Regions from separate parts of the Homo sapiens genome. Here regions 1, 2 and 3 are each linked to region 4. The links are chromatin contacts, found by Hi-C or POLR2A ChIA-PET in ENCODE. All regions are on one chromosome and are shown on one strand. The core of a region is the stretch at or near the end of the contact, and the rest is flanking DNA. Distances in the headings are between cores, read along the strand shown.

The links. Hi-C counts contacts between places; a loop is a spot of excess contacts on that map. ChIA-PET counts read pairs that join two places held with the same protein, here RNA polymerase II (POLR2A). Pooled maps may share reads with other maps.
Region 1: a loop to region 4 is called in a pooled map, with 2.8 times the contacts of the local background. The contact joins the promoter of TNFRSF14-AS1 here to the promoter of SMIM1 in region 4. A Hi-C loop is called at or near these places in 2 of 37 single-sample maps with no recorded cell type and 7 of 50 pooled maps.
Region 2: a loop to region 4 is called in a pooled map, with 13 times the contacts of the local background. The contact joins the promoter of TMEM52 here to the promoter of SMIM1 in region 4. A Hi-C loop is called at or near these places in 2 of 37 single-sample maps with no recorded cell type and 8 of 50 pooled maps. POLR2A ChIA-PET finds 5 or more read pairs at or near these places in 1 of 52 experiments (OCI-LY7).
Region 3: a loop to region 4 is called in a pooled map, with 13 times the contacts of the local background. The contact joins the promoter of PEX10 here to the promoter of SMIM1 in region 4. A Hi-C loop is called at or near these places in 3 of 37 single-sample maps with no recorded cell type and 7 of 50 pooled maps.

What each region holds. Positions count from the first base shown.
Region 1 is chr1:2,555,761-2,558,460 of GRCh38, reverse strand. It overlaps TNFRSF14-AS1 (TNFRSF14 antisense RNA 1), which reads left to right and starts at 1,450. Exons shown (of 7, transcript NR_037844.2): 1 at 1,450-1,484; 2 at 1,765-2,700. It overlaps TNFRSF14 (TNF receptor superfamily member 14), which reads right to left and starts at 2,090. Exons shown (of 8, transcript NM_003820.4): 1 at 1,728-2,090; 2 at 627-735; 3 at 1-118. The coding sequence starts at 1,796.
Region 2 is chr1:1,918,012-1,920,711 of GRCh38, reverse strand. It overlaps TMEM52 (transmembrane protein 52), which reads left to right and starts at 1,433. Exons shown (of 5, transcript NM_178545.4): 1 at 1,433-1,530; 2 at 1,624-1,667; 3 at 1,778-1,819; 4 at 2,281-2,459; 5 at 2,550-2,700. The coding sequence starts at 1,447. RefSeq lists enhancers at 69-661, 662-1,255, 1,315-2,116 and a silencer at 1,197-1,836.
Region 3 is chr1:2,411,225-2,413,924 of GRCh38, reverse strand. It overlaps PEX10 (peroxisomal biogenesis factor 10), which reads left to right and starts at 1,361. Exons shown (of 6, transcript NM_002617.4): 1 at 1,361-1,534. The coding sequence starts at 1,423. RefSeq lists enhancers at 392-971, 972-1,552, 1,553-2,133, 2,134-2,700 and silencers at 636-1,235, 1,396-1,775.
Region 4 is chr1:3,771,399-3,774,098 of GRCh38, reverse strand. It overlaps SMIM1 (small integral membrane protein 1 (Vel blood group)), which reads right to left and starts at 1,350. Exons shown (of 4, transcript NM_001288583.2): 1 at 1,311-1,350; 2 at 918-1,036. CCDC27 (coiled-coil domain containing 27) reads right to left here. Exons shown (of 12, transcript NM_152492.3): 12 at 2,454-2,698. The coding sequence ends at 2,576. RefSeq lists enhancers at 1-486, 487-1,002, 2,289-2,700 and a silencer at 1,064-1,943.

The DNA of each region.
Region 1 (2,700 bases), core at 201-2,700, 1.2 Mb after region 4:
CACATTTGGCACTGCAGACACTTGCTTAGGCCATTGAGGTGGGCAATGTAGGTGCCTGGAGGGCAGGGTTCACACACTGTGCCCGTCAGCTCCCCGCAGGCCTCCTTCACACGATAACCTGCCGCCCAGAGAGTGGGAACTTCGCAAGTCTGCGGGAGGCCCCTTCGGGAGCCCACCCATCACTCCACCCGCGCCCAGAGCCCAAGCAGGGAGACACCAGCTAAGGGGACTCAAATGGCCCATGAGCCCCACGGGACACAGCAGCCCCATCAGCCATGAGCAGAGCTGCTCTGGGGAAAATCGGAAAGTTCTGGAAGCACATGGGGCCTCCTGGGACACCTGGCCCGGCTCTGGTATGTGCCCCCGAGCCCATGTCTCTGGCCACGGTGGGCCAGCCACGTCTCTCAGACCCACCCCCTGTGCAGTGTGACTGTGAGGGTCCCCCAGGGTGAAGAGTCCAAGCTGCTGGCCTGGGGGTTCTGCCCTCACTGTCTGCACACCTAGCCCCAGGGCTTCATCACACCCATGGCTGTGGGGGCAGAGAACACAGGGGTGTCTGGGGCAGAAGGGGGCAAGAGTGTCTGCCCTCGGCCCACAGAGCTGGCCCGCCAAAGGGCTGCACCTACCTGGACTGCACTTGGGGCAGCACTCGGAGCCCACTGGGTACTCGTCCTCCTTGCAGGACGGCAGAGCTGGGGCGTAGCAGGGGGCTCCCAGGAAGGTGAGATACAGCACCTAAGGGGGTCAGGACAGGCATTGGGAGATGCCCTGGCTGCCCTGTGGGCTCTGCCAGGCTTGGCCCCACAGCCTGAATCTCCCTCTGTGCAATGGGGAGGAGCGGCAGTGCCTGGTAGAGAGGACAGAAGCGGGCCCCAGGCCAGGCTCATGGAACAACCTTGCCGACCGCTGGAGCCCGGGATAGGGTGGGGACCGCCCCTCCTCCAGCCCTGATGACGCTGCCTGGCAGCGCGGAGCCCTGGGAACTGGAACTCTGCCCTCGCCAGGGACCCCACACCCCACACCTGGGAGCATTGAGCCCACTGGGCAGACAACCTGCCGGCCCCCCTGCTGGCCTAGGTTGGACCTGCTGACCCCTGAAGAGCCAGCAGGGGCAGCCAGGGATGGGCCCCAGAGGCTCACAAGCCAGACAGTGGGTGACAGGCTGATCAGGGCCACATCGGGGAGGGTGGCTCTGCCGTGGCCTCGTTCCTGGGCTGGCTGATGGGCAGTCGGGGGCCCCTGATGGGGATAGTGGCTGGACAGGCAGGAGTGCCACATGAGCATGGAGAGTATCCCCACCCCACCCACCTGGGTCCAGCCCCCTGCTGCACACTGATCTTATCACCTGTCACCAAGGTCAGGGCTGCCGGGGAGTTGGGTCACCTGCTCGAGGGCCCCGCCCAGAGACGCCCAGAGACACCCAGCCCCCAGAAGTGCCCACATCCGGCCAAATGGGGGCTCACCAGCTGCCCGTGGACGGAGTGGTGAGTGGGGGACACACGCAGGAGGAGGTCTGCTGGGTAGGGCTGTGGCTCTGCTGCTCACCCCACTGTGGTGAGCCCAGTGCTGGGGGTCTGGGTTGACCCGAGAGCCCCAGGCAGCAGGGGACGGGCTGGACGCCGGAGCCAGCAACGGCCAGGACAGGGGCATGGGGAAGAGATCTGTGGGAGGCCCTGGGGTCAGAACTGGGATCTGCGAGCAGACGGAGAGGAGGCTCGGGGGCTCACCAGCCTCAAGACGTCGGTTTTGGGGGTGGATCTCCAGGGAGGAGGCCCCCAGTCTCCAGGAGGCTCCATGCCTCAGGCTCAGACCGGCAGCTCGGGAACCCAGCTAGCAGGATGAACTCCAGCAGAGGAACTCAGCGCCATTGCTGCGGCTGTGGGCCAGAAGAGAAAGAGAAAGAGAAAGAGAATCCGCCTCGGTGTGACAAGCTGTGCCTCAGAACCCGAGCAGCAGGAGAGTGGGCAGCAGGGGGTGTCTGGCAGCAGAGAGGGGCTCAGGCCTGCTGGGTGGAGCGGCGCTGGGGGACACAGGTGGGCCCTGCGGGAGGCAGGAGCTGTCCAGGCAAAGCCGAGGGGAAGGGCCGGTATGAAGGAGGCGCCCGATGGGAGGGGCGAGTTCTCCCCCTGCACCATTCCAGTCCACTCCGGGTTTCCTGTAGAAGGGGGAGCCCCCCAAAGTCCATCTGTGTTTCCCCACCTCACTCACACACTCAGGGACCCTCGGCTGCTCCCCGGGGCGCTGACTGACATTTTTGCCGAATAAAGGGGCCCTGTGGGTTTCCTGTTCCCATCTCAGCTTCTGCTGAACAGGGTAAACTTCCCTTCCGAATAAAACCACCAGAATGCGGTCTGGCCAATTTCAGTCATAGACCCACCAGGCCTGTGTCCCTGCGTGAGGGGGTGGGAAAAGCCCAGAGTGCCCCTACCCGTCCCCTGGGAGGGGTGGAAGGGCAGCTCTTGCTCCCCCTGCAGAGACGCTGCGCGGACTGGGAAGGCTGCCAGCCTCGCCCGGTCTCCCTGTGGACCCTGCCCTGACCCCACCCCAGCTTCCTGGCTCCCTGCACCCCACTGGGCTTCCCTGCCCCACAGAGCCTGGTGGTAGGGAGACCTCCGGATGGAGACAGCCCACAGTCCCGGAGCCCCAAGGCAGGCACCAGTGAGTCCCTCGTGACGGCCTCGCTCCCTGCATCACATGGAA
Region 2 (2,700 bases), core at 184-2,683, 1.9 Mb after region 4:
CGACCAGTGCAGTCAATGTGGCAGGAAGAAGGGCCAGGGGCTGGGGGAGCTGGGCAGGCAGGAAGGGCCCTTGAGGACCGTGGCACAGGCCTTGGGAGGTGAAAGGCAACTTCAGGCAGAGCCCAACAGTGGAAGGAGTGATGCAGTGAAGGGGCAGGTATGGGCAGAAGAGCCACGCAGAGGAGGCCCTGCCCTCCAGGGTCACTGCCCTTGTGGTAGGGGTGGGGGACACTGAGCAGCGCCCACATGTGGAACAGTTCTGAGCAAGGGGTGCATGCCCCTCCTGCAGTAAGATGGACCCTGCCCCTTGCTGTGCTGACCACCTCCCTTAGCCTGACCACCAGAGAGACGGTGTGCTGTTGGTCCCACGGGGAGCAGAGGGCACCAAGAGCCTAACAGGGCCCCTGGCCTGGTGGCAGAGGGATAAGGGTCTGGGGTCCCCCTGGAAGAAATGGCCCCAGGCCTGCCCCTGCACAGGGAGCAGCAGACATTGCAGGCTGAGGGAAGGGCACTGGGCTCCCTGTGGCCCTCGGGAATGGAGGTCACATTCCCCAGGTGGGGCATGGCCCCCAAGGCCAAGTGCTTTGGGAAAGTGGTCTGCACCCAGCGCCTCAACAGCCCAGAGCCAGGGCCAGGCTCCAGCCCCCTGGGCCAGCCCCCAGACAGCGCCTGCAGCGCAGGTCCACAATCAAGTGTCCAAACACCAAGTTCGGGATGCCCAGCATCTTGGTGGCGTTACCCTACAGTCCACCTGGAGCCCGCCTGCGAGACTGGACCCGAGGGACCACACCCAAGGCAGCCACGACTTTCCAGGCCAGCTCCCGAGGGTCCCCGGGCCACGCCCAGACCAGCAGCAGAGCAGGCCACGCTCGGCCGAGGTTAAGGCGCCGTGCCCGGGCTGAGGACGAGACCCACCGTCGCCTCACGAGTCTGGGCCAGGTGGAGCTGCGGGGTAGGGCTTGTGGCGGACAAGCCCTCTGAACACGTTGGGCGTGGCCCAGTGGGAGGGGATTGCGCTGAGCGGGGTATGGTGGGCGAGGCTTACGTTGGGCATGGGGCCAGTGGGCGGGGTTTGCATTGAGTGGAGGCCCAGCGAATGGGGGCGTCTCGTGGGCGAGGGCTCCTGTGGGCGGGGCCTGCGGCGAACAAGGCTTGCACTGGGCGGGGCCCAGTGGGCGGGGTTTATGCTGCGTGAGGCGTCCTGTGGGCGAGGCCTGCGACGAACGCGGTTTGCTCTGGGCGGTGCCCGGAGGGCGGGGTTTACCCTGCGTGGGGCGTCCAGTAGGCGTGTGCGCCTGTGGGCGGGGCCTGCGGCCAGCGGGGCCCGGTGGGCGGGGTTTACTCTGAGCGGGCGTTCTGTGGGCGTGTCATGTGGTGGGTGTGTCCTGTGGTGGGCGGGGCCCCATAAAGCCGCGCCGCCGGGCTTTGCTCCAACCTCCTCAGAGCATGGCCCGGGGGCCGCTGGCCGCCCGCGGACTGCGGCTGCTGCTGCCGCTCCTGCCGCTCCTGCCGCTCCTGCCGCTGCCGCAGGTGGGTCGGGCGGCGTTCTCTCTCGGTTCGGCCACCGCGGGGCGGGTCCCTGCTCGGACCACGCCCCTCCCGGGCTCACCCTTGTCCCCACAGGTGGCGCTGGGCTTCGCGGACGGCAGCTGCGACCCCTCGGACCAGTAAGTCGGGGGGGAGGGAGCCGGGGCCTGGCCCCGCCCTATGGGGAGGCACGGGTGGCGAGGTCGGCCGTCCCATGCCCCGCCTGCTCCAGGTGCCGCCGTCCCCACAGGTGCCCGCCCCAGGCCCGCTGGAGCAGCCTGTGGCACGTGGGGTAAGTGGAGGCCGCGGCGGAGCCGTGCGTCCGACGGTTCTGGGGCGGGGGTCACCGGGGCCAGGCCCGCCAGGCCCTTACCTCACCAGGCCGCCTCCGCTGTCGCCCAGTCCCGGCCGCTGGCGGGAACTGACCTGGAGCAAGCAGGACCTTCCCTCCCACCTCTCCCGCCTGGCCTCCGCGGGAGTCCCCTACGATCCCGCTCAGCAGTGGGGCACTCGCTGAGGACAGCGAGTCCTGGGAGTGAGCCCAAGGCCACCCCTGGCCAGCCCAGGAGAGATAGCCAGGGCAGGCCCAGCAGCCCGAGGCCAGGCTCTGGCCACGGCGGTCTCCGACATGGAGAGACATTGTCTGCTTTTTATCCTGTTAACCTGTCTTCGGTGGTTGTGCCACGACATTCCCCAGGGTGCAGGTGCCCGGTGGCCGAGGGTCAGTCCAGTGGTAGAGCCTTGCTCTCCTAGGCTCATCCTGCTGGCGGTCCTCCTGCTTCTGCTGTGTGGTGTCACAGCTGGTTGTGTCCGGTTCTGCTGCCTCCGGAAGCAGGCACAGGCCCAGCCACATCTGCCACCAGCACGGCAGCCCTGCGACGTGGCAGTCATCCCTATGGACAGTGACAGCCCTGTACACAGCACTGTGACCTGTGAGTGCCTAGGGGCCCGCCAGTTGAGGGTGGAGATGGCGGGGGTAAATGCCAAGCCCGCCTCCACGAACCCACTCTGGTTCCCTGCAGCCTACAGCTCCGTGCAGTACCCACTGGGCATGCGGTTGCCCCTGCCCTTTGGGGAGCTGGACCTGGACTCCATGGCTCCTCCTGCCTACAGCCTGTACACCCCGGAGCCTCCACCCTCCTACGATGAAGCTGTCAAGATGGCCAAGCCCAG
Region 3 (2,700 bases), core at 112-2,611, 1.4 Mb after region 4:
GAGGTTTGGTAGCCAGAGGGCCTGCGGGGCGGGGCCACCCAGGCCATGCCCCTTCCCTGTAAGAGGGGCCATTCCTGCAGTGTGGGGCTCTGGCTTTGTGACTGGGCTGTGCCAGTCTGGGGATGATCCCACAGCTGAGCTCCTGTAGATGGAACCAGAGGTGAGGCAAGGAACTGGAGGCCCTCCCCACTGAGGTCAGCGGGGCGCAGACGCCCCCTTGTCGTGCCCTGCCTTCCTCCTGCAATCCTGCAGGACTCTCCAGGGCCAAGTGCTGCCCTTGGGGCCAAAAAACAGGGCCTTCTCCTTCACCTGCCCTGCAGCCATTCAGGTATGTACCAGGCATCTCCTGCCCTCCCTGGCCAGGCGGCCCCAGAGGCACAGGCCGCAGACACCGCAGGCGACCTGCGTGGGCCTCCAGTTCCCGCCCCAGCCCTTCCCACCCCCAGCTCAGGGCAGGTCCAGCTGTGGCCAGCGGCTGGGGAAGGTTCTGTCCCCTCCAGGTGTGCGGCCTTGGCAAGTGCTTCAGGCCTCCCTCCGCTCGTCCCCTGGGAGCAGAGGGATCGGAGCGCCTGCGATGTGGTTCCCCAGAGCACCTGCGGGGCTCAGGCCAGGCAGGGTGGAGGGTGGAGGGTGGAAGGCCACCTTCCGCCCGTCCTGGAACCACGCGGCGGCTTCCCGGCTGCCCCCCACCCGCCAGGCCCTGCCTCCCGTGGGCACCAGGGGGGCGTCCACACCAAGCCGGCCGTGTGCTTTTCGCGCAGGATTACTGGGGAAGGCGGCTGCTCGGGGCCTGGAAGGTCCCGGGTCTCGCCTCGTGCCCCTCTGGCCCCCAAACCGACCGGCTCCCCGGAACTGGCCAACCCGCGCTGAGAGCCCGCGCAGCTCAAAGGGCGCGAGGGCGGGACCGCCGCGGCCGGCGCTGGGAGCTCGGCTTCCCGAAGACCCAAGCGAAAGCCTCCGTCTCCCCAGCCGTAAATGGGCCTGCAGCGTCTCCACTCCGCAGCGCTGTCCCCAGTGGGAGGGCGGCCCGTGGACGTGCAGGGAGCAGAGCAGGGGCCCCTGGCAGCGTAGGACCCCGAGGTCGCAGCAACCACGCGGCCGCGAGCCCATCCCGCTGCCTCGCCAGCGCCCCTCGCGCGTGCCCCGCCCCCACCTCGGCTCGCGGGCCCCGCCCCGCTCCGCTCCGCCCTGCGCCTCCGACTACCTTCCCGCTGCCCCGCCCCGCGCTGCGCTGGTTCGGACTCCAGCCCCGCTTCCGCCCGGGCCCTGGCCCCGCCTCCAGCCCCAGTCCGGCCCCGCCCCAGCACCTTGACGCAGAGGTCTGCGCCGCACGCAGAGCCACGTCGTGCCGTCATCAGTTCTCGCCCGTCTGGGCGTGGGCGTGGCCGGCGTGGCTGCTCGGGACCACCCGAACCCGCGGCCATGGCCCCGGCCGCCGCCAGCCCCCCGGAGGTGATCCGCGCGGCGCAGAAGGACGAGTACTACCGCGGTGGGCTGCGGAGCGCGGCGGGCGGCGCCCTGCACAGCCTGGCGGGTGAGGGCCGGGCGCGGCCGGACGTCCTCGCGAGCGGCCCAGGGGGTGTTGCCCCTCATGGAGGCGGGGTGTCTGCCGTGTGTGGTCACGGTCGCCTGGGCCCGTCCCACAACCTGGGACCCGGCAGTCTCCTTCGCCTGCCCTGCGGCCATTCAGGGATGTGCGGGGCACCTCCTGCCCTCCCTGGCCAGGTGGCCCCAGAGGCACAGGCCGCAGACACCGCGGGGGACCTGCGTGGGCCTCCAGTTCCCGCCCAAGCCCTTCCCGTCCCCAGCTCAGGGCAGGTCCAGCTGACGCCAGCGGCTGGGGAAGACTCTGTCCCCTCCAGGTGTGAGGCCTTGGCAAGTGCTTCAAGCCTCCCTCCGATCCTCCCCTGTGAGCAGAGGGGTCAGAGCGCCCGCGGCGCGAACGCCTCATACCTCGGTCCGGTTCACACTGACCCCGGCCTTTCCTAGGCCTGAGCAGCAGCCCAGGCCCCTCGCCCTGCTGACCCCAGTGTAGGCTCAGCCAGGCCCTGCCTGCCTCACCAGGCCGGGAGCTGAGTACAGAAGCCAGTGTACTCAATGAAGCAGCACCTGTCATCCCAGCAGTTTGGGAGGCAGAGGCGGGAGGATCGCTTGAGCCCAGGAGTTTGAAACCAGCCTGGGCAACATGGCAAGACCCCGTCTCTACAAAAAATCTGAAAATTAGCCGGACGTGGTGGCGGCGTCTGTAATCCCAGCTCTTCAGGAGGCTGAGGCAAGAGAATCGCCTGAGCCCGAGGGATGAGGCTGCAGTGAGCCATGATTGTGCCGCTGCACTCCAGCCTGGGCGACGGGGCCAGACCCCATCACCGATTAAAAAACGAAAAAAAAAAGATGCCGGGTGTGGTGGCTCACGCCTGTAATCCCAGCACTTTGGGAGGCCGAGGCGGGTGGATCACTTGAGGTCAGGAGTTCGAGACCAGTCTACACAACATGGTGAAACCCCGTCTCTACTAAAAATACAAAAATCAGCAGGGCGTGGTGGCGCGTGCGTGTAATCCCAGCTACTTGGGAGGCTGAGACAGAATCACTTGAACCCGGGAGGCGGAGGTTGCAGTAAGCCAAGATCGTGCCACTGCACTCCAGTCTGGGCAACAGAGTGAGACTCCATCTCAAAAAAAAAAAAAAAAAAAAAAAGGCAAA
Region 4 (2,700 bases), core at 101-2,600:
CCTGCAAGAAGCCAGCTCAGAAACTCAGGCCCCAGGCAGTTCTGAGACTCCCGGCACTTCCATGTCTGCCTTCCCCCAAAGCCCAGAGAGGCAGAAGGAGCTGTCTCAAAGCCATAAAGTGTGCCTTCGGTGGGAGCCCTGGCTCAGTGCAGCCTGGCACTCAGGCCCGGAGAGGCCCAGCCTCTACTGGAGTATGGGTGCTGTTTTCCCGGAGCATGTGGAGCGGTCAGCTGCCTACCCGAGGTTCACGCCCTCTTGCCTGGTGTGCAGAATCCCATTCTGGTCCCAGCAGCAATGTGCCAGCCCCAGGTAACAGCCATGACCCGGGTAAGACAAGCTTAATACCACCACCCCTGCTTTCCCAAGTCACCCAGCTGGGGTCCAGGAGCCAGGGTGCAGCAGGGGATGGGAGAGTTTGCTTCTGTGAAAGCAGCAGCAGCCACCTCCTTCTTCCAGACTCGACGTGATGGCTGGAGCTGCTGGAGCTGCAGCAGCCGCCTTGCAACCCGACATCCACGCAGCATTAGTCTCGGGAGTGCTGAGGCTCCAAGTCCACAGCAGCAGCCCACCATGGGCCTCCCGGTGGGAGGGGTCAAGCCCAGTGTGTTCAACTCTGGGATCATGGGTTCCTGTCTTGCTGACGTAGAACACGTTGTTCCCAAGTCACCCCGGTGCACAGCCACCAGAGCCGGCCCTTGAGGCTGGCCTCCCTCACTTGCTCAGTAAACGTCTCTCCACACTCATGTGATGGTCACAGGTGTGGCGGCAGGAACCCATCAGGGACTCCCCTCCAGGCCCTGGGAGGCTCCCGGATCCTGGCACCTCCTGGGGGCTTGTGAGTGCAGGAAGGCCCTAGGTACACAGGCGCCCCTCCATAGACCTCTTCACCCCACAGCGCCTCAGGGCCCCACACTTACCCGGAGAACCTTGCCTGAGGGCTGGGGCCTCTGGGCCAGGTTGCGGTCAGGGCCTGGCCAGCGGCCCGCACCTCCCAGCGGGGCAGGTCGTGGGCTGAGGTGCGGCAGACGCCTCGAGCCTAAAAAAATAAAGGTGACCGGAGAAGCCGATCTTGCTAAGGGCCGGGAAGGGAAAGTGGCTGGTGTCGGGGGTCCCCAGCAGCCACAAGGAGCCGGGCAAGGAGCCGGGCGGGCAGTTCCGGCCCTGGCCCCGCACCGCGGGTTAGGCCGGTGGGGGTCAGTCCAGGGCACGCCCCCACCCCCGCCAGTTCTCAGCCAGCGAGGCCGCGCACAGTCGCACCTGCCCACTGCGGCCGCACCGGGAAGCCGCAGCCCGGACCCCGCGCGCCTCACCTGTGTCCCCGCGTCTCTGGGCTCCGCAGGGGCCGGGCCTGGGCAGGGGGCGAGGGCGGGGGCGGGGCCACGCGGGGAAGGGCTGGAGCCAGCAGCGGGGAGGTGTCTGGTCCGGAAGGTGGCGGGGCTAGAGTGGTGGGCGGGGCCATGCGGGGAAGGTCTGGGGCCAGTAGCGGGGAGGCGCCTGGTCCAGAAGGGGCCGGGGGCGGGGCGAGAGGGGGCGGGGCGAGAGGGGGGCGGGGCCATGCGGGGAAGGGCTAGGGCCGCAGCGGGGAGGCGCCTGGTCCAGAAGGGGCTGGGGGCGGGGCGAGTGGGGCCGGGAGACGCCTCGTCCGGAAGGGGCCGGGGCTCTAGGCCGCCCAGCCCCGGGGCCAGGAGGTGCAGGGGGGCCGGGCAGGGTCTGCAGAGGGCTGCACTTTCTGCCCCCAGACGGCTCGCCCTTGGGGCCTCCAGGGTCCCCGACCTCCTTCACCCCTGCTGGAGCCCCTCCGACGCCACGAGCCTCCCAGCCCCGCGGGGACCCGGCTGCAGCGCCGACGAGACTGCGGGAGGCTCTGGGCGCGTCTGGGCCTGAATGCTGGGTTCGGGGACCCGGCCGCGGGGACCGTCCTCCTCCGGGGCTTGAGGGGCGTGGCGCCCGCACGTGGCCCACGCTCGGTGCTCGCGGCGGGAAGGGAAGCAGGTGTGGGTGGGGAGCAGAGAAGGGTAATGGGGAGAGTCCCTTCCGAAGGTGTTCAGGCGCCCAGAGCCTCAGAGGCGCCGGGGAAGCGTCGGGGACCACAGACACCGTTCCCGTGCGTAAAGCTTTCCTTCCAGGAGCGGGGGGATGGGAACAGAGCCCCCCACCCTCACCATCTTCCAGAGGGGTCCTCCAGCAAGAGAGTGCCCCAGCCAGGAGAGCCCCCAGGGCAGAAGGTCACAGACCCCTTCTGCTCAGGCGTGAGGTCTGTGCTGAGTGCTGGGCGGACACCCCGGCTCAGGCCTCTGGCAGCCTGGTGCCGCAAGGGGACCTGTTAGGAGCTAGGGGCACAGGCTGGTGTGCTGACTCCCTGTGAGTGAGCTTTGGAATGGGGAGTGTCCTTGTAGCTCAAGGTCGCAGAGGAGAGTAGGCCCCCGCGTGGATCCCAGAGAAGAAAAAGGTGGGACAGTGCCAACACCGGGGTTTAATTCTGAGTCTGAGAGCAGGACGCATGGTGGGGGCGGGTGGTTCTGGAGCTGGGCCCCGGCCTCTGCTGGGCTGACCGTATTTGGGGGCCTGGCTGGGCCTACTTGGAGGTCCCCTTCTTGGATTTGCTGGTCAGGAAGGCCTCTGACTGTTGCAGGGGGGGCACTTTGACGCCTTTCTGCTTCAGCTGATTATAGTAGTCGCTTCTCTCTGAGATAATTCTCT